Linked DNA regions of Mus musculus: region 2 is linked to region 1. The links are chromatin loops, found by intact Hi-C in ENCODE. Cell type or tissue: gastrocnemius. All regions are shown on one strand. Each heading gives the region's core, and the rest is flanking DNA. Links, peaks and the distances in the headings are about the cores only.

Region 1 (16,164 bases), core at 5,158-13,157:
CAGGGTTCATGGTGAGGCAGATATTCATGGCAGCAGTAAATGCTGCTTAGCTTACGGTGGCCAAGAAGAGGGAGGGGGAAGGGACGAGGCACATATTTCTAGAGAATTCTCCCACTGACCTACTTCCTTCAACTAGCTCCGACATCCTTCTTTTGCCAGCTTCCAATAATGCCATCATTTATGAATATATCAATATGTCATATTTATATGTATCAGAGATCAATCCTTTGATCAGGCTGGAGTCCCCAGGCTCCAACCACTTCCCCAAAGACTATCAGCTGGTATAAAAGGCCACAACACTTTGGGGGACACTCCATTTTCAAGCCTAACAGCAGGCAACCTCTAAAAGCTGGAAAATGGGAAGAAACAAATATAGCCTACCCATGTCTAGTTCCCATAGTATGAGAGTAATATGAGTTTTTATTCCATGAAATATCTGATGATTTGCTATTGCAACAGTAGAAAACTAATATAGCCACTTTCCTATTTTCTGTCACCTATGTTGAAAATATTGTTTGCTGGATTTAAGATTCTCATCTGTATTGCTGGAATATCCTGCTATTTATTTAAAAGTGTGTGTGTGTATGTTCATGTATGTGGTAGTCAAAGGACATTAGGTGACATTCCTTAGGATCTACTTTTAAAGATATCCTCTCTAATGTCTTGAATCTTGGTGGGCCAGTGAGCCCTAGGGATCTGCTTGTTTTCACTGATCCAGGCCTAGGGTCACACGATTGAGCCACAACACTTGGCTTTTTTAATCAGGGTTCTAGGAATCTAACTCAAGTCCTCTTTTGTGTGCTCTTTACCAACCGATCCCCCTCCACAGACCCATGTTTTATAGTTAAACACTGTTGTGCCTGGCTCTCAAACCTCAGCTGGAACTACTACTGCCTTTCGTCCTTGACACTGAGGACACCAGAGTGATCCTGCAAACATGCTTACAGTGAGCAGCTGCAGAGAAATGGATTTGGACGCATGACTCTCAGCTGTTTCCATCGCTCCAAGGTTCAGTATTTACCAATCAATTTTATGCCTGCAAGGTCCTTCTTAAGCCTGAACTAGGAATTCCTTGCCCACATTTCTATTCTTTTTCTGTAAGTTACAACTCTTCTTACTGGATCGTTAGAATGCAGAAAAATAATTCAATTCTTAATATTGGTGTCTTATTTACACAGAATGCTCTCATACAAGTGAATTGATTGACTTTCTAGTTCAGTGATGGGCAAGTAGATGGTTGATCAAGGCTCATGCCCCTTGCTCTCAAGAAAACATATTTTTTATTCCTTGCATAAAATTCCAAGACTTTCATGATATACATAGAATACAATATACACAGGATACACATATGTGTATCTCATGATACACATAGAATAGGAAACACAGCTATATACATACCACACTATTATATGGCTTCTCCCTTGCGCATACACATTATATACCGCTCCCCTGTCAGTTAATGTTAGAAGAGGCATCTCGGTCCATACTAAAAATGGCAGCCTTTGCCTTTTGGTAAATTGTAGTTCTGAAAGAAATCCCAGAAGCCTCAGTAGTTCTCAGCCTGTGGATTCAGACTCCATGGGGGTCAAGCAGCCCTTTCACAAGGGTGGTATATCAGATACATAGCAGCAGTAGCAACATTACAGTTGTGGAGGAGCAATGAAATAATTTTATGGCTGGGGGTCAGCACAGCACGAGGAACTGTATTAAAGGGCAGCAGCATTAGGAAGATTGAGGAGCAGTACTCAAATTCTTTGGTGACCTAAAAAGAAAACTTATAAATATAGATCATAGGCCCCCAGCAAGATCTGAAACCCGGTATTAAGTAAGCCCAGCCTTAAGGCTGAAGGAAGCACTAGATTGGAATTTTCTCTTTCTGCCAGCTGCCTGGAGGCCAGAGGCTACACCAAATCCTACAGTGTCTCCAAAGCACGCCGGGGGCCTCTAGGATCCTCATCCCATGGTCTGCAGCCAAACTGAGACCCGAGGTGGAGTTTACTCCATCTCAGTTTGCCTTTGGACACTGTTCACTGGGAAGTCCTGAGAAGGGGCTTGGCATCTGAAACACCAAACAATGCTTTTGTGATGGCTCTCAAGCACTTCAGGTAGAGTGGCGTTTCCCAGGCATGCTCAGTAGAGATATGCTGTGACGAATAGGTGATGACACCCCTCACACTCCATTTTCTGGGTTGAAACAGCTTTGTTAGACACATCCAAAATCCTGTTCTCTGCCCTTATTTTTGTTGGACTAAGAGGCAAACAATGCTGCCTGATCATAGCAGCCTAGAATGATGGTTCCCCTAAGCATCATCAAAGGCTACACGTAAGATGAGTCCTAGCAAACATGGACCTAGGGGCTCTCCCTTCATTATAGACCCTTTTCTGGGACCCCAGAGTGTAAGCTCTCACCCATGACATGTACTTGCAGAGCTGGATGGGGGGGGGATCTGCTGAGCTTTCTGATTTCCAACAGCTAAACTGGGCAGAGCTGTGGTGTGTTCTGAGAAGCAGTTCATAGGTGGGGCAAAGTGAGTCCCAGCTAATAGAACTTAACCCACATAATATCTTGTACAGGTAAAGAGAGAAGAGATGAAAAGGGGGGCTGTGATGGTTTGTATATGCTTGGCCCAGGGAGTGACACTATTAGGAGGTGTGGCGCTGTTGGAGTAGGTGTATTACAGTGGGTGAGGACTTAAGACCCTCACCCTAGGTGCCTGGAAGTCAGTCTTCCACTAGCAGCCTTCAGATGAAGATGTAGAACTCTCAGCTCCTCCTGCACCATGCCTGCCTGGATGCTTCCCTGCCCCTGCCTTGATGATAATGGACTGAACTTCTGAACCTGTAAGCCAGCCCCTGTTGAATGTTGTCCTTTATAAGACTTGCCTTGGTCATGATGCCTGTTCAGAGTAGTAAAACCCTAAGTGAGACAGGAGCCTTGGAAAACCTGGGTCCCGGGGCTGTTGTTTAAAGCATCAGCCATCGGACACTGGACAGGCTGCTGTGGTCTCACCTGGCTCACCCGTCTTTTTACTTTTCTATTGCTATGATGAAATACCCTGACAAAAACAGCCAAAGGAAGGAAGGGTTAACTTTGGCTCACAATTCAAGGTATAGCCTTGATGGCAGGACCTTGAGGCACCCAACCAGAAAGCAGAGAGTGATGAATATCTGTATTCGGCATAACTTTACCTTTTTAATTACTGTTCAGGATCCCAGCCCAGAGAATGAGACTGTACACCATGTGTGCGGGTCTACCTATCTTAATGAACCCAATCCAAAAAATCTCCCACAGGCAGGCTCACAGGATAACCTAACCTAGACAATTCCCTCATGGGCATGCCCAGAAGTTAACCTATCCTCGAAAATCCCTCCCAGATATCCTTCTAGATCTCATCAAAATGACCATTTAGATTAACCATCATATCAGCCAAAGGACAGGCTCAAAGGATGGCTTGGGTGTAAGATGTTCCCCACAGGTCTATTTGTTTGAAAAATGTGGTCCCCAGTTCAGGGTGTGGTTGGGGGCAGTGGGACCTAGCTGGAGTAAATGGGTCACTGTAGGCTGACCTTGAGGTCTATAGCCATCCCTGCTTCCTGTTCTCTCTCTGCTTCTTATTCCACTGACATGAGATGATTTGAGGAGTCTTGGTCTGTGTTTTCTTTTGCCACAGAGCTACTAGCCGCCATGCCTTTCCAGATTCAGTGGACTGGATCCCTTCAAACCTTGAGCCAAAATAAATCCTTCCTCTCTTCAGTTGCTTCTTGTCAGGTATTTGGTTGTAGAGTTGACCAGTGTAACCAGCATACAAGTTATCCATATGTGTATAACTATAGCTTACAGTGCTGTTGCCAGCCTGAAGTGTCTAAGCACACACTGAGTTATCGTGGCTACAAAGGGTTGGTTTTTGTAGGTGGCACATCCTGTTTTGACCCTTCCAATACAGAGCATCATACATGTATGTGGTCCAACTCCGTAAGCACACACTGGCTCAAGGACATTCTGAGTTAATGTAGAACCAAGATCACAAAGCTGCTTATTTATTTTTAAACATCTCCCATTTTAATGTTTTCTTTGTTTTTAAGTCTGAATCTCATCATACAGTTCAGACTGGCCTCAAATCTATGGTCTTCCTTCATCTCGTGAGTGCTAGGACTATGGAGGTGTACCACGAGGCCCAGTGGCCATTGAATGAGTAACCAGGAACAAGTGAAATTAATTTTAATAACATAGTTTTCATTTATCATCAATATGTTAGCTGTTATCCTTACAACATGCCCTCAATGTAAGATTTAATAAAGAAATGTTTACTCTCTTGGCATTACCTCTGTGATGCCCACTCTCTGGTCTATAAATACCATCTCAGTTCAGAGATGGGATTTTGCTAGATAGACTAGATCTGAACTGAGAAATTATGAAATTTACCACTGAAATTGGGCCTGGTGACAAAAGCCCATGTCAACTCCTCTGGAGACAGAGTCAGGAAGATTATAATTGCCAGCCCCAACTACGCAGTAAGTTCAAAGCCAGCCTGGGCAATCTAGATGTCTATGTTTTGTTTTTCTTTCTTCAAACATACCTAAACATTTCCTAATAGTTAAATTACATCTTAAATTTAAGTTAACTACCATAAGATAAAGATGATATGCCAGGTGATGGTGGCGCATGTCTTTAGTCCCAGCACTCAGGAGGCAGAGGCAGGTAGATCTCTGAGTTCAAGGCTAGCCTGGTCTACAGAGTGAGTTCCAAGACAGCCAGGGCTACACAGAGAAACCCTGTCTCAAACAAAACAGAACAAAAATTCAGTACCTTACAGGCACTGGCCATGTTTCCAGTGCTCACTTGATAAACTCAAATGTCACAGACAAGGAGGGACTGGCTTGCAATATGAACTTGCTGCAGAGGTTCCAACCCATTTTCTAGGCAGATATTGAGGTGCAGGTTAGAGCTGTAGGCTCCACATTTGGGAATATATTAAAAGTATTAATATCCGAGCTGTCTAAGACGAACAGAATTGAATGTGAGGGGGTGCACTCTAAGTACGTGTGTTAGTCAGGATTCTCTAGACCCGCAGTTTTCAATCTGTGGGTCAAGACTCCCTTGGGGTTGAGTGACCCTTTCACATGGGTTGCATATAAGATTATGTATATCAGATATTTACATTATAATTCATAACAGTAGCAAATTTAGTTTTGAAGTAGCAGTGAAAATAATGCTTATTCTGTGAGTCACCACAACGTGAGGAACTGTACTAAAGGGTGCTAGCATCAAGAAGGCTGAGAAACACTGCCCTAGAGCAACATAAGTGACAGAAGGACTATATTACAGAGGGGAGTCACTGGATTGGCTCATATGACACAGTCTGGGTCCTCTAACAATGGTTACCTGGATACCGAAGAGGCTGAGAACCCTGCAGCTGCTCAGTCTGTGATGTTGGATGCTGCAGCCATCCCAATCTGGAAAGGAGGGGTCTAGGAGCTTCTGGAGAGCTGCTGGTATTCATATTGGGAAAGCTAAAGAAGCTGGATTCTGATGACAGTGAAGAATGGGGGTGGTGGCAGCAGCAGCAGCAGTAGTGTAGATGCACGCATCAACAAGGACTAAAGAACGGTGGAAAAAAAAAAAAAAAGAACGGTGGGCAAGCCCACTTTCCTCTCAGACCTATTTATGTCTTGGGAGCTAGCCACACTGGGAAGGGTCTTCCCCTGCAGCTAACTTTTCTAGAAAGTACCCTCACAGACTAGCCTAGACCGGTTTCTCTCAGTTGATCTCAGATCCAATCAAGCTGACAACTAAGATTAATAATCATGGCATGAATATTTAAAAAAAATTAGAAATGATCCTAATTCATTGAAAGTGACTTTAGGGTTAGCTCCTAGCGAAATAATAATCTCCATGAGCTAAGCAAAACCATGGAAGCACAGGAAGGGCCAATTGTGGTAAAAGTATCGTGCATCTTAAAGAATAAAGCCCCGTCTCAGAGCTAGAAACTTTTAAAAATGTAGATTTCACATCTAATCCAAGCATCCCTTATTTAAAAATCTGAAATCCGAATCGTGCCAACATTTAGAAAAGTTTTATGCTACCAGTGGAAAATTTCATACCTTGAAACTTTGTTTAAAGCACAAAATTATTTAAAATGTATAAAATGATCTTCAGCCTACATGTATAAGGTGTACATGAAAGACATAACTTATGTTTGAAATTATAAATTGTGTTTAGACTTGAGTCCCAGTCTCAAGATATCTCATTATGCATATGCAAATATTCCAATGCCAAAACCAAAAATCAAAATCGCTGAACACGTTTGGTTCTATAAAATTCAGATAAGAGATACTCAGTCTGAATTGAAAAGTATAGTGTGTGTGTGTGTGTGTGTGTGTGTGTGTGTGTGTGTGCTGTGCATGTGTGTGTGTGTATGTATGTGTATGTGTGTGGTATGTGTGTGTGTGATGTGTGTGGTGTGTGTGTGTGTGGTGTGTGCTTGTGTATGTGTGTGTGTGAGAGTGTGCATGTGTGTGTGTATATGTGTGTATGTATGTGGTATGTGTGTGTGTGATATGAGTGGTGTGTGTGTATGTGTGTGTGTGGTGTGTGTGGTGTGTGTGCTTGTGTATGTGTGTGTGAGAGAGTGTGCATGTGTGTGTGTGTGTGTGGTGTGACGGTCAGAGGGCAGTGTTGGGTATTTTCCATCATCATCCCTCATCTTGTTTTTTGAGACAGCGTCTCTCACTGTATCAGGAACTCTCTGATTGGCTCGACTGGCCTGTCAGTGAGTAAGCCCTGGGATCCTCCTGTCTTTGCCTCTCCGGGTTGAAAATCCAGGTGTGCACCACTGTGCCTGGCTTTCTATGTGGGTCCCAGGGGCTCTGATCAGGCTTCATGCTTGTGTAGCTGCCACTGGGCCACGTCCCCAGCGTGCATTATTGTTCCTACCAAATACAAGATCTGCACCAGTGTCTCCTTAGCTGCCTTACTGTATAAATAAAAAGCATTTAATCTTCGTCCACACTGAGTGTCTCTTCCTGTGAAATTCTGTTGGCCAACTCATCTTAAGATGTTCGGAGATGGTTTTAGTACTGTCTTAATGTTTTTGCCTATACTTATTTGTGAACCCTGTGATCCTAGCAAGATCATGCATGTCAAAATTTCAGCACCGAACTTCTTGCCAACACATATCGACAATACAGTTCATCAGCCTAATTGGTTTGAGCAACATGCCTGATCCCAGTGCACTTACATCATTCTCACTGAGCTAATTTGGGTGAATTCCATGAAGATATTTTGGTTCCATATCTGAGTTTGCCAACTGGCTGTTTATGTACCTGTCCTAGTTTTCAGCATGTAGGCATTTGCATTACTTTATTAGTTTGCTGTTTTTATTTTCAGAAACCTGGCAAAGCTTCATCAATACAAAAAAAATTAATGGCACATCTACAGGGTTTTAGACTATGCAAAGTTTGATTGCAATTAGGATTTAAACTTTTTTCTTTTTTCTTCTTTCTTTCTTTTTTCTCTTCTCTTCTCTTCTCTTCTCTTCTCTTCTCTTCTCTTCTCTTCTCTTCTCTTCTCTTCTCTTCTCTTCTCTTCTCTTCTCTTCTCCTCTCCTCTTCTCTCCTCTCTTCTCCTTCCTTCCTTCCTTCCTTCCTTCCTTCCTTCCTTCCTTCCTTCCTTTCTCTCTCTCTCTCTCTCTCTCTCTCTCTTTCTTTTGCCACTTCCAGTTGTTGCAGTCACTGTGTCAAAACTCATCTTTACTTAGGCTCAGTAGCAAAGAAAGTCATGATTGATTAGTCATGTCTGCCATAGATATGGGAGGAGGGAGTGGGGTCCTGTTGGCCAAATAGTTGCTGTTGGTGCTAGGAGTTGGTGATATAAAGATAACTATCAGTCATTTCAACAGGGGAAACAGAATTTTAAAAAATGGAAATCATGTGATAAGTTCTATGACACTGGTTTATAGAAAGTTCCATAGTCATGCAGAGGAAAAAGCAAAATTTATAAAGCCTGGGGGTGGGGATGGGGGTGGGGGAGTAGTTTGGGGAAGGGGAGGCAGGAGAATACAAAACAAGTGACATAAAAGTAATGTTGCTTTGCAGAGCATTTGTACTCTTCTTCTGGGTGCCTCAGGTGCTCTTGAGGAGTAAGGCATGGGCAACAGGGAGAGAAGGTGGTCCAGCCAGCATCTACAGCAGTGCTTCTCAGCCTTCCTAAGGACGCAGCCCTTTAATACAGTTCTTCATGCTGTGCTGACCCCAACCATAGAATTATTTTCATTGCTACTTCATAATTGCAATTTTGCTAGTTATGAATTGTAATGTAAATGTCTGTGTTTTCTGATAGTGTTAGGCGACCCTTGTGAAAGGGGTCATTTGGCTCCCAAAGGGGTCATGACCCACAGGTTGAAAGATACTGCTCTACAAGGACAGCTTAGGGTCTGTAGGTGCAGCCAACTGGCCTCTCCGAGTGTCAGTGTGACCACAAAACCAGAGACTTGTTTTTCAAATTGGAAAACTGCTATCCTTGGTGCCAAGCGCTCGTCCTGCCCTTTTGAAAAAGAGGAGCCAGTCAGCCAGGTCTAAAAATACTCAGGACTGACAAGAAGCTATGGGCAGAGAGGACCCGGAGCCTGGCTTGGGAAGGATGGGAGGAGGCTGGCACAGTGTATCAGTGGAGGGAGGCTGGCACAGCGTGTCAGTGGGCTCACATGAGAGCGCAGAGCACAGGGTTCACATTGTCATTTGTTACAGTTGAAAAATGAAAAATAGAAAATACTTTGTAATATGAAAGATGATACCTCTGAGACAGTATTTTTGACGTGGTGAAAATTGTTTTTTGAGGCAACGTTTTAGGTCGCCCAGGCTTGCTTTGCTCTCAGCCAAGTAGCTGCGGATGATCTTAAACTTCTGTTCTTCCTGCTTCCTCCGCCATGGTGCTGGGATTTCAAGGATGCACTCCCATATCCTACTTATGTAGTACTGGGGATAGAACCCAGGGCTTCATGTATTCTGGGTAGGCACCCTTCCAATTTAATTGTACATTTCATCCCATAATGTATTCTATACTACTGTATGCATCTAATGCTCAGCCTCTCCCAGTATACCCTAGGGTGTGTATATTTACCTTGCCATTTATGAAGGAGCTTGAATTTTAAAGATGAGGAATCTGGGTCTAGTCTGTCTGAGGCAGAGGCTAGTCATGTAGAATGGTTTTCAGACAAACTTTGATCTCTCCTCTCTGATGGCTAGTTTGCTTGGTATTGTTTCCAGGGGAGGGGGCGTCTTGATTGCTGGGCCTCTTAGGAAAACCTCTTGGTGGGTGAGTTTGGGTTTGAAATGTGCTCCTTAAGCTCAGCTAAGCATAAAGATACCTGCTTCTCTTGCATAGGGAAAGTGGGCCCTGCTGTTGGCCAGGAAGAAAGAGACATCTATTGGTCACATTGGTCACAGAGGGTAGTGTTACCCAGGGATCACTGGCATGTCTGTCAGGGATGGGTGCTTTCTATCTGAAGACCATGTCAACCTGCTTTGTCTGCTTTGTTTTGTTTCTAGTGACAGGCTTTCTCTGTACAGCCCTGGCTGTCCTGGAACTTAATTTATAGATCAGTCTGGCCTCGAACTCAAGAGATCAGCCTGCCTCTGCTTCCTGAGTGCTGGGATCAAAGGTGGGCACAGCTGCCACCACCACCGCCACCACCACCTGACAATACATTTTGTCTTTTTCTTGGATGTCTCATTTGCTCTTCCCACACTGAGCTCCAAGACTCCCGGGAGACTGAAAGACTTTAGGAATATACTTAATGAGGTTCATTATATCCTCCTGACATGGTTACTGTGTGCACCCTCATTTCTGTCCCGAATTTTAACTTCAGAGCATGTTAGACGCAGACAATGAAGGATGGTGGGTCCTTGGCGACATCTTGAAGGATTGCCTATGCTTTCCAATACAAATTACATTTCTTTGGTTGTGATGTTCTTTTCTGACAGCTTTCCTATTTTATGCTTTTCCCCTCCTGAGACACTTCAAGTTTTATGTGGGAGAACCTTGGGGCATATTAATAAGTAAGTAGCATCAAGAACATACTAAAAAAATGATGATAGTTCCTTAGTCTAAGACTAAAATAAACCCAAAAACCAAAACAAAACCAGCCAGCAACCATCATACAGCTCTTCTCCTGCATGTGTGTGTGTGTGTGTGTGTGTGTGTGTGTGTGTGTGTGTGTGTGTGTGTATGTGTGTGTGTGTGTGTGTGTATGTGTGTGTATGTGCATGCATATACGATATGTCACCAAAGCTGGTTTCAGCAGATCAAAATCTCTGGGCAAATCCCCTTTAAATATCTCCATGTACATAAGAGCTGAGGAGCTGATACAAACAAGATGGAACAGTTGAAGTGAGATGGCTTAGGACATTTTTTGGACCATGAGAATGATTCCTGTAGGTTCATATATTCGAACACTTAGGAAGTGGCACTATTTGAAAGGATTAGGAGGTGTGGCCTTTTTGGAGTAATTGTGGCCTTGTTAGAGGAAGTGTGTCACTGGGGGTGGGCTTTAAGATTTTGAAGTCTAAAGTTAGGCCCAGTGTCTCTCTCTTTCTGTTGCCTGCGGATCCAGATATAGAACTCTCAGCTATTTCTCCAGTACTATGTCTGCCTGGATGCCGCCAGGTTTCCCACCATGATGATAATGGACTAAACCTCTCAAACTGTAAGCTGGCCCCATTTAAATGCTTTCCTTAATATGAGTTGTTGTGGTCATGGTGTCTCTTCACAGCAATTGAACATTGACTAAAACAGACCACCTCCTGCCCTGTTATCTTACTGTCCTGGTCAGATTGGTGAATCTGGCTTCAGTTATTTGGTGTACACTGTATTATGAGAATAACTTTTATCTACAAAATACTGACTTTAGCCCAAAGTAATATACACTGGTTATCATCCAGTTGCCCAAGTGAATTCTTCAAGAGACCCTTCTGTCACTGGGGGGTCCCACAGTCCCTAAACAACTGGGGCTGTGGTCAGAGAGACTGGAGGTGGGAGAGGGGGCTCGGAGATCCTAGGTCTGGATACAAAAGCTACATTTTGCCCTAAGTTTCTCCAGCTGAGGATTCCTCCTTCCAGAAGCACTTGCTTCAGCTGCTTGGCTACTTAGCGCCTCAAATCTCCACAAGCTCATGGCTCAGGGGTGGGTGCTGGGTGCATGACTCAGCAGAAAAGAAGACCGCCAAGGTCAGTCTGTTCTCGAAAGAAAGAGAGCAGCGAAGAGCAGAGCCCAAAAGTGAGTTCTCCAAAGTGTTGGCTAAATGAGAGGGAAAGAATGCAGACATCTTTCATAACCCTGGGATGTGTCAGCAGCTGTAAAATAAATACCGAGTCAGAGTTACTTCTGCTGTTTCTCTCCTGAGAAGGGGCAAACTTCCCAAATAAAAATAATTTAATCTCAAACAGTTCATGCACCAGCAGCGATCTCTCCTGCAGGGACAGAACCCCCGGAGGGGGGGGGGGTGCGGGGCACAGGTCAGTCCAGGACAGCAGGGTGACTAACAGATAAGCCTTTCGGAATGGTTGGAAATATCCACCAAGTAGCAGCCCTGTCACTCAGCGTGTCTGCTCTTTTGGCATCTTCAAGTGATTTTATCTACTGAGAAAATGTGTTTTCCCATGGAGAGACACGAAGTCAATGGGGTAGCGATGGGGCATGGTGTTCGTGACCTTGGTATTTCCCACCACACCCCTGGCTTTAGTGCTTCAGTTTTTCTTTTCCTACAATGCTTTATGCGCTCTCTCTCTCTCTCTCTCTCTCTCTCTCTCTCTCTCTCTCTCTTTCCTTCTCTGCTTTTGTATGTTTGAAGTGTACGAGTATGTATATGTTTGTGTGTGTGTGTCTGTGTGTATGTATATATGTATGTGTGCTCGAACACACATGTGCACATTTTGCGCACGTGTATATGGAGGCCAGAAGCAGATGTGGGTGTCTTCCTTTTATCATTATTTACCTTATCTCTTAAGACAGGCTCTCTTTTTGAACATGAAGCTCACATATTCAGCAAGACTAGCAGGTCAGTGAGCTTTAGGAAGCCCCCAGTCCCTGCCTCACCAATGCTAGGATTGTAGGTCTATGCTAGCACATCTGGCTTTTTACCTGGGTGCTAGGGAATCCAAACTCAGGTCCATACAACCACTTTACTGACTGAGTCATCTCTTCAGCCCCCTTATTCTTGAATTTTTATCCCCTTCTTACTTCTGTCTTAAAACACCTTTAAAATCAGATTTAAACCTCCTAGAGAAAAAGCTTGTTTATATTTAGCAGCTTGTTCCTTCCTATGTGTGAGACAAAAGATAAAATGTCCAAAAAAGGCTTTCTGGATTTCAAGTAGCTGTTTGTCCACAGTGTGCGAATGCGTTAAGCATGAAAGAATAAGACAGATACAGATTAAATTTCGTTAATATCTCACATGTGATTTTAAAGTGTTGGGCAAATATGTCTGGGATCAAATCTGAGTTGGGGTTTAAGAGAAAATTCAGGATGTTGAGTAAAGGAAGAATAGTCCAGCGAAGTTCATCTAGTCATCTTTCACCAGGGCCTGTGGGATCAGAACTCCCTCCTGGGAGGACCAAAACCAGTCACTGTTGAAGTGGAATCCACGGGGCCAGAGAGATGGCTCAGCTGGTAAGACTACTGGCTTCTCTCCCAGAGGACCTGGGTTCCATTCCAGCACCAACATTATGGCTCACAACTATCTGTAACTCCAGCCCCCGTGGGATTGGATGCCCTCCTCTGTCCTCCAAGAATATCAGGTATGCTTGAGGCACACAGCTAAGACATGCAGGCAAAACATCCATTTATGTGAAAAAAAATTAAAAAGAAATGGTTAGGCACACAGGCTAGGAGGACTCAGGCACAATGCTCTCCACAGCAGTGCTTTCCACAGCAAACAACAGTTCTTCCCAAACACTACGTGGATGAGGCAGCCAGTCCCTGGGAACATTCTGGTCACATTAAGAGAGTAAACTTTCAGCAGACTTTGAGTTAGCCTTCTGTCCACAAATAGTGGAAGATAAGACCTAGTCCCTACTGAACATTCTCATAGAATTCTTCTGGTAGTCCACACCATTGACATGGAACCCATGATTTTGTGGAAGTCCCCTCTTATGTTTTGTCCCTTCCTGCTTCACCTCTGTTAATCAATCATGTCTGCTAGTAGAGCCTGGTTGACTAGACCTACCATACCAATGGCTCTTGGAATTACCTTGGCTCCTATCTCCCACTTCAGGGCACATCATCTGACTAGCTTCCTGGAACTCCACCCCCAACCTTGCTTGCTCTAAAATTTTCCATGTGGGACATGGCACCAACTTCCTGGAGTCCTTTCCAGCTCCCTGCATCATCTTTTGTTTTTTCAGGGTTCGTTAAATTGTGTGTGAATTCCTAACATGATATGTGCAGATGGCTACAATCCAGCTTCTTCCTGCTTTCATATCTTTTGAATCATATCTTTCATATCTTCATATCCCATCTTCTCATCCACGTCCCTCAATAGTCACCAGCTCCTCGACTCAAGGAACTACTTGCCCACTCAAGCTGGAATATCTTGGGGGAAGTTAAAAAGAGCTGTTCTGTACTTCTGTTTCTGCATTTATAAAGTACGGGTGAAGGGTGATGTTTGGAGGAAGTGTAAATAGGACTCCACCGAAAGTGATGATGCATGGGCTAGGCTTTCTTATAGAGCTAGCTGTGCAGTGCTTGTTGGTCTCGAGTCTTTGCTGATCTTTGCTTCACTGAGAAAGGCACAGCAGAGAACTTCTGGTGTCTCTCCTGGTTCTTGCTGCTGCCTCCTGCTGATTCGGCTGAGGCCTGGCCATTCCTGCTAGGTTGTGCCACTGCTGCTGCTATCCTGACACTACTGAACTGGACTGTTGGTATATCCGTGAAGTGCTTACGAGCGGATCAATCTGCCTCTGCTGCCCTGTCAACTGAACAACAGATTTCCTAACAACACAGATGGGATCTACTCCAAAGAACCATTTCTAAACAGGTCCATTTTCCCTGTATACTTTCTTTTCCACTATCCCTAGTGGGTGGCAGCCTAGAAGGGAGGTTAAAGCATTTAAGAACTATCATTAGAAATAGGTTTTGAAAAAAAATAAAGTTACACACCTCCTAATAGTGGCACTCCTCAAGTGCCTATGGCAGTCATTTTCATTCTAACCACCATATGAAAGTCCTATGGGCTGAACAGTTGTGAAAATAACATCTCCTGCAAGCCCAGGCATTTTAATAAGCCATGGCTAACATAAATGATGGAATCCTTCAGCCATGTCAAATATGAAATGCTGCCACAGCTGGCCCAGTGTGGGAGAAATCGCCTGCTCCCTGGGATACTACCCTGTGTCCAGACATAACTGTGTGAGACCTAAACATGGAACTAATTCCTGGGGGAGTGGCCTTTGCCAGTGTAGCTAGTTTATCCATGGCCATGTGAGTTGGAGAGAGAAGGGAGATGTATGTCTAGGGCACAGGGATACTTCAGAGAACTTGGAGCCTAAAACTGTCTTTGGGGATCATGCTGTTGCCCAGGATTCTCTGTCATGCAAGAGATATCCCCCAAAGCAAAACAAACATCCCCAAGATCCCTATTGTCATTCTTGCATGTTATATAAAGTCAATTTTAAGAAATTTTAAGCATATTTTACTATTTAGTAAACAATGCATGATATTTACTTTCCATCCATTATATACCCACAGCACAATTTTTAACAAGTATATTTACAAAATAGAGGCATAGTTTTCCCTATTGTTTGAGAAACACAAAGATGGAATTTCCATATTAGCATAAACAAGGGACAGGTCTCTCCTATGTGAGCAAGTGTTCAGAATCTCCACATTTGCACTAGAGAATCAGCTGGATGAGAGCTGGAGTTTGGAAGAACATTGCTAAGTGCTGACAAATGAGATTTAGGCCATGGGGCATTTGTTTCTCCGAGGTATGGCCCTGGAACGGGGGGGCAGCTCCCTTGCTTTCAGTGGAAGTTGCAATGAGGATGTAAGCTCTCACGTTTTCCCACACTTATCATTGGATTCTGAAATAGTGGAGATGGTTTAAATGCAACTAAGATATTTTGACCAGAAAAACAAAATTTAGAGATTAGGCTCAGAAAACTTACAAGCGAACTGGTAATCTTCATTTTTAGGCTGCTTGCGGGCATAAAATATTGTCTAGCTTAGACCATGAACCTAGTGCCAGGTTGTAAGGAAGCCCCCATAGGTGGAGAGGAGCTAGTTCTTGGCGTAGTGGTCCCTGAGGAACGGAGTCCTGTGAAGGGACCTAGAGTTAATACCCACCCTCAGACTACACCTTTATTGCAGCCTGACAGTCAAACTGCGTCCAAACTCTTAACCCACTACAATAATGGAGGAGAACCATCACTGCCTTAATCCACTAAAACCTGGGGAATGTGTTGCTGCAAATAAATTAATATACCCTACTATTGCATAGTGAAGCTCCAGTCAGTGTCTCTGTTCCTTATGATCTGGTCCTCAGTCAGTGGGTATGCATGCGCTATATAGAAAAATCACATTACACCCTAGCAAAACCATTCAAAACCCTGCTGGCTAGCCTAAGCACATCAGCAGCAAATCCCTAAATGTGCTCATCTCTGCACATGCGGCACGCAAGGAAGCAATTAAGCTGCCCTGTGTGCTTCAAAGATAAAATCTGGTCTTTAATAGATGCCACCAGGTCAATCCGGGTTCCATATTGAGGTTTTCTCTCCGCCACAACAGCAATAGCTACGACAGATGCCAACATTTCAAGGGCAAAAAGTGTCACTGCTAGTTTCTTGTGAACCCAGGTAACACTGGAAGGGATGAGACTGCGTTCAGCTAGCCTCCAGGAAAGGAGAGTGCAGGATCTTTGGGAGGTGTTGATGCATGGGAAAGGTTTGGAAGTGGCAAATTGCCCTTCTGGTCATATTTAATTGGCTGGACTTCAGTCACATGGCCATAGCACCTTGCAAAGGATGCTGAGAAATGTAGTCTTGTCAAGGAGGAAGAGCCGGATTTTTGTCAACAGAATACTTACTGTTAGCCATTGGGCTCACACTTTAGTTCTATTATGTGAAATTGAATTGAGCATTTACAATGCAGGGGTCTTTCTGCTAAGCAGCAC
Region 2 (16,164 bases), core at 4,631-12,630, 53 kb before region 1:
CTGTACTGCCACTCCCCAGAGGCAGGGGGTGTGGGTGGGGTTGTTTGCAGTGCCACCCAGGACCAGACTGGAGGGCAGACTCTCTAAGTGATCTCAAGAGGCTTCAGGGATCTGATGTGAGCCATGATTCCATACCACATGTATGGAGAAGGGTGGGGGTTGAGAGAGACCTCATGCCTCATCGGCATACTCGAAGTGGACACTCATCTAATAAATGATTTATTACCATCCCCTTATTGCATGGTTATGCATCGTTGGCAAGGTGCTCAGGTTTCTGGTTTCTGGGAACAACCTCTCACCCATGCCCCTGTAAGGATACCTAATGATACACACACACACACACACACACACACACACACACACCACACACACACACACACACACACACACACACACCACACATACCACACAGACACACACATACACCACACACACCACACACATACATACACATACCACACATACCATACACACACACACACACCACACCACACATACACACCACACACACCACACACATACATACACAAACCACACATACCACACACACACACCACACACACCACACATACACCACACACACCACACATACCACACACACACAACCACACATACCACACACACCACACACATACACCACACACCACACACACACACACACACACACACACACACACACACCACACACACCACACACACACACCATACACACCACACAAACACACACCACACACACACACACACACAGAATGTGCTGAGGATTGGTTAGGAAGAAGAAAGGAATCTGTAAATGGGGCAGGGGTGGGACAAGAAAGGGTAGTGGGAGTAAATATGATCAAAATACATCAAATACAGGTATGATGATAATGAGACCTGTTTTTGTTTTGTTTTGTTTTGTTTTTTGTTTTTGTTTTTCGAGACAGGGTTTCTCTGTATAACCCTGGCTGTCCTGGAACTCACTCTGTAGACCAGGCTGGCCTTGAACTCAGAAATCTGCCTGCCTCTGCTTCCCAAGTGAGACCTGTTGTTATTGAGTAATTACTGTATGCACATAAAAGCATTAAAAAAGAACTTTCAAGTCATCAAATAGAAAAATAGACTGACACAGTTGAAGAATTCAGTTGGTACTAAGAGATATGCTAAGATAACTTTGTGAAGGATATATTATTTTTGGAACCTCCAGATGATATAGTTGAAATAAAGCAACAGTTCTCATTTTCCCGGATCTGCTGGCTGGGAAGCTGGGACATTAGTTATCCATGGCTGCAGTGCCACTGGGTGCCTGTGAAGCCAGCGTCTCAGTGGGCGTCGCAGTCTTCCACTCTGTTCATAGGCTCAGGTCTGAGAGGCAGTTTGGATTCTGCTGATGTGTACTTTGCTCTCCTGGGCCTTGCCTGGGCACTACAGAACCCCAAGGCTCAAGTTGAGGCTGGCCAGCTTCTTAAGTCTTGGTGGCTTGGGGCAGCTGTTATGCAAGAGAAAGTCCACTTCAGGGACTTTGGGTGATTAGAACACTCTCTCTGGGCCAAGTGCAAACCACACAGGCAAAGTTGGTGGACTACCCGTCTTGTATCTGCCAACAATACAGCAGTGGCTAAAGCAGGTCACATGGTCTGGATCGATCAAAGAGTAGATCCTCTAGTGTTTCTGCTCACTCACACTGCAAAGCATTAGGCTGAGAATAATGTCAACTTTTACAATCTGATGATGGTCTAGGTCACTCATGGAGTGGCTGAAATGGAAACTTAAGGGTTCTTGGGAGAGTCAGCTGCGTTGGATGGGGTTTTGCTGGGGCAAACACGTGGAGGAGTGTTTTCCTGAAGTGGACACAGGTGAGAGACTAAGGCAGACTTAGTGCTGGGATTATAGGCATGCACCTCCATCCCAGCCTCTCTATGTATATTTGAACAGGCACAAGCTCGTTGACTTGCAAGAGACAAACTCTGTCAGGTGAACATATCTGAAATTGGGAGTACATGCCATATACCTACTCTCTAGAGCATTCTTGCTGCGCACCATCGCACACTTTTTCTCCTAAGCAGTATTGCTGACTGGCCGGACACTTATATGGATTAGCAACTCTGATCCCAACTCCCTCATGACCTTGGACCCTACTGTCCCCTCATGATCTTGGACCCTACTGTCCCCTCTCTGCCTTCATGGGCTGCATGCTCAGTACCTCAGGACATCTTCTTCCTTTACAGGTCTTTTCAGGGAGTTTCTCCTTTCCAGATGAGCCCTGAGCACTGGGACTCTAGGATCATCACCCAGGCCAGACTCCTCTGCTGGGCCTGTGGCACCTACCCCAACGGGCACCTCTGTCTCTTGTCATGTTCATTCTTTATGCCAGGTACTGCAGGGGTTGGTGGCATAGCTAGCCATCACAGTGCCTGCTGTGTTAGGTGTGTTGGGCTCTATGCTCCTCTCACAACTGGGGCTCTTTCTTCTCCTCTATCCCATTCTGTCTCACATCAGCCATGTCCAACCTGTGCCTACGTGGTGGCCAGGGCCATGGCCATGCCAGCAATAAATGCCTTGTTCTAGCCTCTGATACTCTTTCCTCCCTGTAGCAGTGCAACCCAAGGGACTGCCTATAGACCAGGGCTCTTACTTAAGATGCCTGCTCTGTGATCTGGGCTGAGGAATTTATCTCAGTTGGGGGAATGCTTGCTTAACTCGTGTGGAGCACTGGAAACTCAGCATGACGACCTGCCTATATTCTCAATGTTTGGGAGTCAGAGACAAGGGCTCTCTGGAGCTCCATGGTTAACAGGACTAGCTATACTGGTGTGCTCTGGATTCCTGTGAGAGAACCTGTCTCTCTAAGAGCAATTGGGGAGTCTCATGTGCATGTGCACACGTGTGCCTAAACACATGCACACTGGCATGCATAATGCATGCACAGTATATAAATACACACAGAAATGCATATTATTGAGGCTACAGTTTCGGATTCTGTCTGGGTTCAGGAATCTGTGTTGTCAATGTCCTCTTCAGGGGACTTGTTGGCTTGTTGTGTTGAGACCTGATGCTGTGCCCTGTGCAACAACGTGAAGAATTTTCATGCCACCCAGCCTGACAAATCTCCTGACATGTTTCTTACCTACCTGCTCCTCTTCCATCTCTCCTGTCAGATCCATATGGTAGTCTATCTGTCTTAACCAGTCCATTCATAGGTGGAAGAAAAGCACTCAAGGAGTCTTCCTTGAACACATTCAGGAGGCTTGTCTTTAGTATTCTCAATATGGCCTGGTATATTCTTTGCCCACAAAGAAATTGAGCGTCAGAAGGGTTAGCAAGCTGTCCTGTTCCCTTGGCTAGGAAAGCTTTGTAGGGAGGAGGAAGACTTGTGGCCGTGCACACTTCCTCCAGCCTCTGGTGCTCAGCTTGGACAGGTTCCTAGGGGTGATGGATTGCAGCGTGCCCTGAAGCTGGGCCTCCGAGAGTCAGAGCTGTGTGCTGCATCTAATGAGTACTCGCTCCTGAGCCAGCTTGGAGACAAAGTCTTTCAGAAAATCTGCAAGGCCAGTGAAGGAAGCTTTTATTTCCCTACGTACATTTTCACCCAGTGGGCTCCTGCGGGAAGACTGGAGCAAAATTTATCTATTGTTTTAAAAGAGTCCTGATTGTGAAGCAGAGAATATTTTTAGCAAATCTGAAAGCCTTGGAGACAAATCTCATTCGTCAGGTCCCTGTTTAAAGCAGGCACTCACTCAGTAAACCATTGTTAGATGCTTCTGGCTGTTGCTCGTTGAGGGAGCTGGATGATAAAGACCTCAGCCAACCTGACCGTAAACTATCATCTTTAAGACTCCATAAAGAGGACCTTGCGCAATGGCTAGGACATCATCTGTGAATGTCAGAGCCATTTCCCTGAAGTTCTTGTGCCTATCAGGAAGCCACACCACACTGTGCTCTCTGCACTGTGCCCTGTTTCTACTTTATGTAAAATGCCAGCTTTTTATTGGAGCTGATCAGTTTTGCAATGGACCAAAGTGCACAGTAGTTGTGTCCTCTTTGATCGCAGTGTGGGGTATTGGGTGTGATTTCAAGAGCTAGGAGGGTAGAGAGAGAACCAGGGTAGGAAACACCATCCAAATGTAGCCAGGGTGGTTTCAGAACTCTCCATACAAATGGTATTAAAAGAGAGAGATATGTATGTACAAGGTTGGGGATTTTTGATTCTGTCATTTAGTCGGAGTTTGTTTGGGTTCCGCTGCTGCTCTAGAGGCAGTGTTGAGAGGCCATTGTCATAGCCTAAGGTGCTCACAGGAGGCCATGACAACAGCATCCTTAGGTCACTAGAGATTATGCAGGAGGTCTGGTAAAATGTGATTTGGATGGTCAGTTTTCAGAAAAATGGACCTGATTCTAGAAGGATGTTGCCAAGAGTGGGGTGTGTAGCCTCTGGGTCCAAGAAAAGGCACAAGGGACTGGGAGCATGGGGGCTTCATTAGGGGTTGTGACACAGGCAAGCCTTTCTTATATTTGTGGAGGAGCCTCCCTGGTAGCCTAACTACTGCCTAAGGCCACTCGTCCATGCAGGGCACTTCCATTAGGTTAAGGAAGTCTGTGTGCAGCAAACACAGAAATGCTGCGCTGCTGGTTAACAGACAGATTCATCTCTCCACAGCTCGTGAAAGCCCATCTGCCTCTTAGCCCATGATTGTGGGGACGGTGTTGCCACCTTATGGAAAAGAACACACGGGGAAGAATTGTGCCATCTTCTCACCGCAGCCTTTGAAATCAGGGGTCACTTGGGCCTCATGGCTTCTCTGGAAGGCCCTGCTTGGGAGTGTTGAAAAACTGGATGCCTGTGGGGATGAAGCTCGGAGGGAGGCTGTACTCGCAGCCACCTGTCCCTAGACCTTGCCTTGGAAGGTGGCCAGCCTTTGACTAAGAACGGCTTGCTGATAGCTTCGGGGCTTGGCTCCAGGCGCTTGTCTCCTGAGTGCTGACAAAGAAAAGATCCCTGGGCTTCTCTTCAGTAAATGCTCGGGTCCTGCCAAGGAGTTGGGATGACCTTAATTGACCTCAGAGAGTACTATTCCCAAGACCACTGGCCTTGGACTTGTCTCTAGTGCTGGGGCACACTGGCTGGCTTCACTGTGATTCTCAGGGATAAAGTTTCTTTTAAAGCCTTTATCCATCCTCCACTGCTCCAGAGCCCCAAGCTTGCCTTTTTAGGACAGAGCATCTGTGATGATCCAGGCGTCTGCTGAGATCATAAGCGCATGTGTTTGAATCTGAGGCAATCTCAGGTCCTCATTATTTATGGATGACACCAGTTACAGACTACTCTTTCTGAGCTAGACTTAGCATCGGATTGGAAAACCCAGGACAGTGCGCGCATCAGAGGTTCTGGGCAGGGCACGGTGACTGCTCCTCAGGAGCCAGCATGGGGCAGGTAGCTGATCGCCTCCTCATATAAAGACGGGTGTGCTATCCTCACTTGGAATAGGACTCCACCCCCCAAAGGTGGCATCTGCGAGCTCCCAGATAAAAGCTTCGCTTTCTTCTGAGCGTTATTAATGTGATTTGTAGCTAACGTGTTTATGGAGTTGGCAGTTGCGAGGATATGCGGTGATGAGTTCAAGCCGCCTTTAGATGAGAAGTCACAGTTGGCTCCTGGCTTTCCATAAATGGCAAGCTTTTCCTTTCCATACGACCCCGACCCCCTAGTAGTCAGTGCGCATCTTAACCTTTCTTCTTATTTATAAAAGTGATACATGCTTGCAGAAAATCAGGATGACAAAATGATCAAGAGTGACAAATACGGCCAGCTTATTGGTACTCCTGCCAGCCTGCTGTCCGACATTTCCCCTGCCACAAGGCAGAGCTGTGAAGGCCGCCTCATCTGCAGACTTCTGAGTTAGGAGAAATCTAGCCAGTTTAATGCGTCAGCTTCAAGGCCAATCAGCACCCACTTTTCTTCCTCGACACAGCCTATGCTCACAGGCCTTGCTGTTCTCTCCTGATGAGAAAGGCAATCCTCCATCCACCAGTACATTAAGAGGGAAGGAATGGCTTGCTTTGCTTTCTTTTTCTCTCTTGGGTAGGGCGGATGCCATGCTTACTTCCGGCTGTCGGTCTGTGTGTCTGGCCTGTAAGGGTGGAAGGCAGTGAGGTGTCTGTCGTCTGCTGTTTCACGTGGCACATGGGTATGAGGATCACAGTGGGAATGGCTGAACTGATAGACACTTGGACCCCCAACTCTGCCTTGAGCTGTCTGCAGTTCTTTCTCTGCCCACCGCCTCTGCCACTCCCACCCCCAGATCACTTACAGTGACAAACTGTGCTTCCTGGATCCCTTAGCAACTGTCATTTGGAGACTGAGTGCCTGTCTGTCAAAGGGCAGAGAGGGCCACATTGAAATGTGGAAGCATGTTTGTTCATGGTCAGGTGAGCAGGAGCTGGAGGGAACACAGGCGTGGCTCTCCTTTCAATTACGTATGCATCTCCTAACTTGGCTTCCCCGGGCTGTTTCTGGCAGGGGCGAATGGAGTAGAAGTAACACTACATTCCTTAGTGAAACGGGACAAGATTCAAACCTGGTTCCGGAATTTTCTAGTTGTGTGATCACAGCTTAACATATGATCTTTTTTAGAGCCCCGTCTATTCTTTTGTAACAAGAAAATAAGAGAGAAGAAAAAGAGGAAAATCCTGTTATGAAGGTTATTTTAGAATTCCAGGTGGCCATGGAAGGAGTTACAGAGACAAAGTTTGGAGCTGTGTCAAAAGGATGGACCATCTAGAGCCTGCCATATCCAGGGTTCCATCCCATAATCAGCTTCCAAACGCTGACAACATTGCATACACTAGCAAGATTTTGCTGTAAGGACCCAGATATAGCTGTCTCTTGTGAGACTATGCCGGGGCCTAGCAAACACAGAAGTGGATGCTCACAGTCAGCTAATGGATGGATCACAGGGCCCCCAATGGAGGAGCTAGAGAAAGTACCCAAGGAGCTAAAGGGATCTGCAACCCTATAAGTAGAACAACATTATGAACTAACCAGTACCCTCAGAGCTCGTGTCTCTAGCTGCATATGTATCAAAAGATGGCCTAGTCGGCCATCACTGGAAAGAGAGGCCCATTGGACTTGCAAACTTTATATGCCCCAGTACAGGGGAATGCCAGGGCCAAAAAGTGGGAGTGGGTGGGTAGGGGAGTGGGTGGGAGGGTATGGGGGACTTTTGGGATAGCATTGGAAATGTAAATGAGGAAAATACCTAATAAAAAATACATATATATAAAAAGAATTCCAGGTGGCCTTGACGATGGAGCAGGCACTTTCCTGGTGCATGGGCAGGTATCTGCGTCTGCTCCATGATATCATTAATATGTGGAGTGCCCTGGGAACAACACATTGCTCGAATGCAGCTTTGACTGTGGGGGTCGAGTGTTCCTTAGACTGGGCACCTGGTTAACAGATTTATATATATTAACTCATATAGGAAGCTGTGTGCAGTGATCTTTTCTATGTATTTCTTTTTTTTCCCCAGAAAAGGAAACAAAAGCACAGAGAGGTTAACACTTTATCCAAAGCCCCCGGCTATCAAGAGTGAGCCTACAGCTTGAAGGTAAATGACTCATCTATAGAGCCAGTGCCTCGGGGCTCTGTCCTAGTGATGTCAGTGGTTACAAGGAGGGGTCAGGGGTAAAAAGGAAGTATTTTTGTCATCTTGAAATTCAGCACCTCCCAGCTCAAGAGCTACAGTATTTCCTGCCTCCGTGTTTCTGAATCTGGATGTGGGCAGCAGGAGAGAGGGAGAACCTTGCTGTGTTCCTTTGAACGCACATATACTTCCTTTTCTCACACCGTGAAACCCCGTGCCAGCCACTATGTCCGGCACCCACCAGGCTCCGTGCGGAGCTGACGCGTGCATGATTTCTCCTGTGACTTCAGCAGATTGTCTTCAAGTCCTAATGTCCCAGGGATACCGGAGTCCCTGATTCTGTTTGCTTGCTTGCTCCTGAGTGTTCCCAGTTACATCCCCGCCCGGCAAGTCATCTGAGATGGATCCCACTGAGCGACCAGCTATGTTCCCCGACAGGGGCTTCCGAGGGGGCAGGCTCCATTTCCCACAGTCCCTCACAGCTTGGCTCTGGCCTGTGGCCTGGCTTCCCCCAGGCAGACCTACCTCATGGGATTTAGAAGGAGCAAGTGGACAGCATGAGGCAGGGCTGTGTTGTCACTACAGCCCTGTGGGAGCTTTGGCTTTGCCTATAACAGTTACAGCAGAGGTTCCCTTGTCACGAGGTAAGGACTCAGAGAGCAGACTTCAGGTCGCTTGCATCAGCAGGGGAAACACTGACCTTCTTGTTAGCTGGCTCCTCCATCATGAGCAGCTTGTTATCTGGGGATTGTTGCTAAAAATCTCAGGCCCAGATTACTCAGCCTGCCTGCCTATCACTTTTGTAACGACTTCATTCCCCACACTGAGTACCTTCTGCAGAAACCAAGGAATGAATTATATCATTGAGCTTGACCCTGCTTGTTGCTGTAGGTCTTCTATTGTTGTAGAAACTTAGTGAGAGTTATGTTGTTTTGTCTTTTCCTTCCTACCTTCCTTCCCTTTCTTTCTTTCTTTCTTTCTTTCTTTCTTTCTTTCTTTCTTTCTTTCTTTCTTTCTTTCTTTCTTTCTTTCTTTCTTTCTTTCTTCCTTCCTTCCTTCCTTCCTTCCTTCCTTCCTTTCCTCCACTCTCTTCCTTCCTTCCTTCCTTCCTTCCGTCCTTTCTTCATTTTAGATCCCAATATCAGTCCCTCCTCTCCTCTTAGTCCCCCTTCACACAAACCCTCCCATCATTGATTCATGATATGTGAGAAGTCTTAGAATTCCTTTCCCAATTAGGACATAGTATGCCCTTCAAACCGGCTCCACGCGATCTGTGAGCTTCTTGCATAGACCGCTCAGCCTGGTAGGTAGAATCGTGCTTCTATAGGAAGTCACCGAGAACCACGTTGTTCCCACTGCTAAGACTTCGTTCCGTGGATCCGTGTTGCTGTCTTTAGCTGTGTTTCTGCCAAGGATTTTTCTTGGCTTGTTCTCGCCTGCAGAGGAACAGCCTGTCCTCAGCTGCTCTGTTCTCCAGGGAGCTCATCAACGCACCCACCTTCCTCCCTGTGTCTCTTAGGGAACCCTGACACTGATCCCTGAAGCCTCCCCCTCCTATCTACTGATGACACCTCTTCAAGTTCCTTTAGGACTGGCCTGGAAGACTTGCTCAGGGCAGGGCCTGAGCCACAGTCTAGATGTCTTTTCCTCCGAGGAATTCCTCTTAACAGGGTGTCCATACACAGTTGTCTATTTATCTGAGTGTCAGCCAGAACGGGGCTGGGAGCATCACTGTGTGCTCCCATCCAGTGACGCTCCTCTTTGGTTCATCCCATGTAAGGTCCATGGCCAACTTCACACTCTTTGCGGAATGAAACATCCATTGGTAACTGAAATAAGCCCCAGCCTCCTTGCTTCTGAGACTCAGATCTCCCCATAGTGTGTGCGTGGCAAGTAGAGTTCTCAGTGCATAGAGTTTTTAGACTCTACGTAGCTCATGACCCTTTTGTAGGATATCAGATTGATGAAGGGTTTGCTCAGCATTGACCATATAGGACCAATACAAGCAAGAATGGTAGGTATTGCCCTGGTCAGCTTTTGCTAGTTGTAGGCTTTGTTCACACCTGTGCTAGTCAGGGACCACTAGAGAACAAAACTTGTAGGGCACATGTACACATATATGCATGTACTTGTGCACATGTTAACTGCAAAGAATTGACGTATTCGATGTTAGGGGCTGGCAAGGCAGGGCTAAAATTCACTGGACAGGGTGACAGGAAGAACAGCAGACACAGGTTGAGATTTCCACCCCTAACTAGACTTTCTTATTCTCCAGGGCTCTCATGACATTTCAAAGCAGTCATTGAATGCGCCTGTGCGTAGCTGGGCTTGAGGTTTAACAATGAGGTGTGAACTGTGATGTGAAGGATGAGACAAGGCTCGCTACCTCCTCGAGCTCTGTTTGGGGGCAGATGCCTTCAGCCTTGCCCTTTCACTCTGTGTCTCATTCCAGGCCGTGTAGGGAGGAAGCGAGCAGGCTGATGGTGCTTATTCTGTTAGAATAGAAGTCGAGGCCCTCCAAGGGTGTGAGTCAGTCCTGCAGAGCGACACTTCACACGTGCAGCTCAGAGAGAGAGTCTCAGAGTGATACCCGTGATTAGCAGGAGGAAGAACCACTTCCTGTGGGCTTAGGGTGAATCCTACATTCCAGAAAGCAAAGTCCCACAGGAAGAAGAGGCAGGTAGTTCCTAGGAATGGAAGAGTCCACGATCTGCACATTATTCTCATTCCAATGCACCAGAACATTAAAAAACCAACGGGAGATGTTCTGGGTATCTCACGCCTGTAGTTTCAGCACTTAAAAGGTAGAGAGGCGAGAAGATCAGAGTTCAGGGTAAACTTTAAACTACATAAAGTTTAAAGACTGCCCGGGATGCATGGCACCCTGTCTCAAAAAGTCCCCAAATAACCAACACACACACACACACACACACACACACACACACACGCACGCACACACACGGACACACACACACAGACACACACACACATGGAAACACACACACACACTCACACAGACACACGGACACATTCACACAGACACATAGATACACAAACACACTCAGACACACACAGAGACACACAGACACATACACACAGATACACATAGACACACATAGACACACAGAGATACAGGCACAGGCACAGTCAGACAGATAGACAGACAGACAGACATACACACACACACACACACACACACACACACACACACACACACACACACCACAACCACACCACACACCAAATCCAGTAAAACCAAGTCCACAAAACAAAAACCCAGTATGTGTAGGAGAGACAGCAGATTCCCTCCTGCAGTTTCTCATCTTGCCCTTTGCAGCCCAGCTGTTTTACAAAGGAACAGCTTACTCATAATTCCCAAGCCGAAGATACTTCTAGTTGGAACATCTGACATCATGGCTAAACAAAGAAGTCATAAATTGTGAATGTATATAAAAAGAAAGTCTCCTAAGTGGGGCTTCTCTAAATTGTATGTGTCTTCCTGAGGGAGCAATCCATTCATCCATAAACATCAGCTGGCCAGGCAACACTGGAGGTGCCGGGGATAGAGCCCTGACAGAGACTAACATAAAGACAGTGTTCAGGTTGTACTGAGGTCTGAATACTTGTGAACTCGCCAAATTCACATGTTAAAACTAATTCCTTAAGTGACAGAATTAGGCACGAGGGAGGTGACTGGGTCATGAGTATAGAGCCAGGAACAAAGGATCGACACCTCTAAAAGAGGCCCCAGAGAGGTTCCTTGCCCCTCCCTACCATCTAGGAACAAGGAAGCCTTCATCGGGCACCCACTCTGCTGGTGCCCTGATCTGCAGCTTCTAAGCCTTCAGAGCCTTAAGTAGGTCATTCCTGTTGTTTTTAAGTCCCTTGGTGGATGGTGTTTTGTTATAGCTGCTCGAACAGACTAGGGCAGTGGTTCTCAACCTTCCCAATGCTAAAAGCCATCTTTTAGTACACAGTTCTTCACATTACGGTGACTTCAACCAGAAAATGATTTCATTGCTACTTCCTGACTGTAATTTTGCTGCTGATATGAATCCTAATGTAAATACCTGATAGGCAACCCCCAGAGGGGTCGTGACCCACAGGTTGAGAACTGCTGGACTATTTCCACAAGAAACAGAGCTGTAGCCCCCCATGGTGAGGGGGAAGGAAGCACATGCAGTGTGCTAGGGAAAGTGACACTGAAGATATAGTGAAGCTGCTGCGCTGTCCTTGCAGAACCATGCTCTACTTGGGGTACACAGCATGTTTAGCGAAAGTCACTGCCCTAAAGACTCAGGCTGCCTATGTGTTTGCCCCAAATGAGCCACTGGATCTGGATGCTTGACTTTGTCCCCATCCTCCCCACCACCCAAAGGCACAATAGCGTGGTAAGATCTGCACAATATCAAGCCAGCCAAATGTAGGGCATAGCTGGGGGCATGCCTCTCGCTGAGGAGCTGTTGAGAATTGGTAGCTACTGAGGAAGGAGAGTCAGTTTTCTTTGGCTGGGACACCGATAGACTGGCCGACTTCCAGTGAGTGGCCCTACACCCATGCTCATGATGGCAGTAGCAAGGAGACTCAATGGGTTTAAAAAAGAGTATACAATGCTGGAGGGACCAGTGAGGGGTGGGGACAGTAAAGGAAGAGTTGGAAGAGGAGATGGGATGGGCTTGATCAAAACGTATTCTATTCATGCATGACATTCTCAAAAACTAGATTTTAAAAAGCCACTCTAATCAAGGAGCTGTCGTTCTTGGGTTGATGGGTTTCCTCAGTTTCCCTCAGCTGAGCTGCTCCTCATCGTTTCTGTGGACTGTTCCTTCGGTTTGCAGCTCTCCACCAGTTCTCTTCTTCTTCATCCCTGCTTTCTTGGCCATTGCATCTGAATACTTATTAGATTTTGTTTCTTGACCCTCCCCTTCGACTGTCCCAAGCTGTCCTATTTATAGCTTGCAGCTGTTGGCAGAGCTGCAGTGTTAGCCTTTGGGGAGACGTCCATAGGCTGGGTTGCCTGTGAGTTGTCTGGGAACACAGGCTGAGGCGAAGGAGACACCCAGGCGAGCTTTTTCTCTCAGAATTTATGATGAAAAGTTGGATTTCTTGAGCCAGGAGTTTACGATGGACAACAGCCCTGTGTTTGTAATTTGCAGAAAGATGGGGACGGCACATTCCACTAAAGCAGGAACTGGCTAAACCCAGCTTTTTGACTCACAAATTAGTCAATAACTCTCTAGCAAAAATTAGAAATTGTGGCTTCAGTTAAAAATTGCTTCTGTTAAAGGAGGAGGAGGGAAGAAGAAGAAGAGGAGGAGGCAGCCAAAAATGGGATATTTGGGGCAAAATTTAAATAACAATTCTAAGAGTTTTGGGTTAAGTATTTTTCTTACAGAGCATGCATCTTAAGTCAGGTCATATAGTGTGCACATGGCTCTAGTAAGACAGATGCTGTGAAGGCGGTTAGTGCAGGGAGAGATGGATGGATACACCAGGCTGACTTTAGGTATAAATCATTCACACTTTACCCACGCGATAAGCGTATAGAATTTCGAAAATGTTGACTTCTAACGGGCTCCCAGGCGATCCGCAAGCTGTACCTTCCAAAGGCTCCTGCCCAAGGCCTGCAGTGGAGCCCGAAGGAGGGCTCGCCTCCTTACCCTGAAAAGCTATGGGGCTCGCCTTTTCTTTTTAACAGTATTGTCCCTGGTTCTATTGATTAACTTTGGATCTTTCTTCTCATGACCGCGGCTACCTTGTGCGTCCTCATCCTAACAGCGCCTGGAACCTTTCTCCTTCCCCACTTCCGTCTTTGGGACTTCGGCCCATCTTCACTTTCCGCTGCGTGGAGGCTCAGATGAAAACATGTGTTTCTGATGCTCTGTGTCTTGGCCTGGGAGGAGCCTGAGGGAAGGCTTTCCTATTCCAAATTTGTCTCAGACTTTAGCACGTCAAAACTCATTGCAGTCAAAGTCAGCAGCGTCCCAAACCTCCAGTTCGCTCATTGCCTGAGAAGCCCAAGGGGCTCCGGAGCAGGCTCCGTTCGTGGGTGGACCAGACAAGACAGTTTGATACAGCTGAAAAAACACGGCGGTAGAAAGAGTCTTGTCAAGCTTGGTCTTTGACTGCAGGGGAAGTGGCACTTTTTGTCACCAGTTAGTTATGTAACAATGCTCTTTCAATATTTAAAAATGTTCTCTCTTTTTGAAGCCTTTTTTTTTTTTTTTAGTTTTTTGAGACAGGGTTTCTCTGTGTAGCCCTGACTGTCCTGGAACTTACTCTGTAGACCAGGCTGGCCTCGTACTCAGAAATCCGCCTGCCTCTGCCTCCCAAGTGCTGGGATTAAAGGCGTGGGCCACCACTGCCCCGCTTGAAGCCTTTTTTAAACAAGAAAAAAGATGCCGTGCCCCCCCCCCCCCCAGAAGCTGATTAGTCATCAGCCCAGAGTCAAAGCTGGTTGAGCATAGATTTCTCTGTCTGCCAGCTACTACTGTCTCCTAGATGGCATGGACTGTGTACTGGGCTTATACTGGTGAATGTTGAGTATGTTGGCATCCATAGAGGGTTGTGGATGACTGAGAGAGGGACCCATCCCTGGGCCAGGGGTGGGGGGGGTGGGGTGAGGTTGTTGATATGCTGCTCATGTCGCCGGGACCAGGTTCTGGGGTGGTAGCTGTGGCTGACAGTGGCCAGACCAGGAGGTGAGGCATCAGGAGAACCGAGTTGGCATTCGAGCCTGACTTTTCAGCACCTCTGTCCTCTCTTTTAAAAAAGACCTAATAGGAGAAGATAGTTTCCAAGAATTCTAGCACAGAGAGTCCCTTAAAGAGCATGTTGGCCATCTCAGTTCTTTTTATAACATTCCTGTTAAGCTGCAGGGCAGGGCGCTACTCATCTGTGCCCTGGAGAGGATATCTGTGTGATGGCGGGTGGGGGTGGGGGTGGGCGATCCTGGCCAGAAAGACAGTCTAGTGACGGTCAGCCTTACCGGATCCACCTCCTCTTCTCATAGAGTAATACTGGAATGCCCTGTCTACACTCCCCAAGTGAAACTGATAGTTTAGACAACCTGCCCACCCATCTACAGACTGGCAGAGCTACACAGTGGTCCTAGCGCTCAGGAAGTGGGAGCAGCATCCGAGCTCAGGAATTTGAGACCAGACCAAACGGAAAAGCAACAGCCTCAAGAATCGCAAAGTGAGGCATGCATGAGAAAACATTTCACATGTAATAATGTCAATAATGAGTAGAAGGATTCTGCACTTCTGAGAAGCAATTTAATATTCACTCAACAATCTCCAAACTCTAACCATACCTGACCCTTTGTAATAGGGACTAAATATGTCTATTTGCACATAGTCATTGGACTATTGACAGTGCAGTATCTGTGGTTATGTGTTTGAACAACTACACTTACAAACAAAGAGGTGCGGAGAGGTATTGAAAGTGTCAGGATTGTCTGGAATGGTGAGAGACTCCTGAAAATGCATTTATTTTATTTTATTTTATTTTAGTTTCTAGAGACAAGGTTTCTCTGTGTAGCCTTGGCTGTCCTGGAATGAGCTTTGTAGACTAGGCTGGCCTGGAACTCAAGATATCCGCCTGCCTCTGCCTCTGCCTCTGCCTCTGCCTCTGCCTCTGCCTCTGCCTCTGCCTCTGCCTCTGCCTTTGCCTCGTCTCTGGAGTGCTGGGATTAAAGGTCTGTGCCACCACACCCAGCTTGGATTTTTAAAAAAAAATTACTTTCGTTATGCATGTGTGAGATGTGAGGCGTGTGCGTTGGCTTGTGTGTGGAAGCCAGTTCTCTCCTTCCCCCATGTGAGTCCTGGGAGTTGGACTCGGGTCATCAGATTTGACAGGAAGAGACTCCTTTACCCACTGGCTCATCTCGCCAGCCCCCATCTCTTACTTAAACAACTGTCATCTATTATCATTATAATTCAGCTAGCTGTAACTGGCCAGTGTCTCAAAGCTGTGAAAAAACTACAAAAAAGACCCCCAGGGAGGGGGAACAGATAAGTTTACATTGTTGGGAGATAGGGTAAAGCTAAAAATTCGAGGTGTGGATGGGTCACCCACTTGGATAAATCCAGCAAGCCTTTGGGCTAAATGGTCCAAACTTTGCAACAGAGGGGAGTAGGAATAACCAAGGAGTAGGTAGGGAGTTGACACGGAAGGATCTAAGTACCTACGTAGATATTAATTAATTAAATAATTAAAGATTAAATAAAATAAAATAAAGAAAACACGAGGACAGAAATTAAACCAGAATAGAATTCTTAGACCAGGCCATATTTGAACAGTGTTCTAAGGTAAAATGCCAAAGAATACCTCAGAACAGAGCAGGGGAAAATGAAGATCGTATTCTCAGGAGATGCCACGAAGGACAGGATCCCGCACCTTTCTCTAGCTGCTCTAAACCTGACCACCCTGGTGAGGGGTCACTTACATCCCCTAACTGGGGGAAAGTACAGTAAAGATATGGGAAATGACTAGTCCGCAACTCACCAGTGGGCGGGGTCACCAGAGTCCAAACCCCATTGGT

What was found. A loop is a pair of places that touch in the nucleus more often than their neighbours do. Peaks named below come from ENCODE experiments on the same cell type or tissue, not always from the same donor. Only the 100,000 strongest peaks of a DNase experiment are listed, where the experiment ranks them.
Region 2: a loop joins it to region 1, with 5 times the contacts of the local background. A loop is called at or near these places in 6 of 42 quality-filtered maps.

The regions. Positions count from the first base shown.
Region 1 is chr7:73,271,238-73,287,401 of GRCm38, reverse strand. No RefSeq gene overlaps it. Among named protein-coding and RNA genes, the nearest start is that of 4930429H19Rik, 31 kb to the left of the region's middle. In gastrocnemius, for the core only: no CTCF peak of the experiment used is centred there; a DNase peak (open chromatin) is centred at 8,629; H3K4me3 peaks cover 995 bases; H3K27ac peaks cover 6,078 bases.
Region 2 is chr7:73,323,847-73,340,010 of GRCm38, reverse strand. All of the region lies in intron 1 of A730056A06Rik (RIKEN cDNA A730056A06 gene), which reads left to right. Among named protein-coding and RNA genes, the nearest start is that of 4930429H19Rik, 22 kb to the right of the region's middle. In gastrocnemius, for the core only: no CTCF peak of the experiment used is centred there; DNase peaks (open chromatin) are centred at 5,364, 5,880, 8,130, 12,118 and 1 more place; H3K4me3 peaks cover 761 bases; H3K27ac peaks cover 6,369 bases.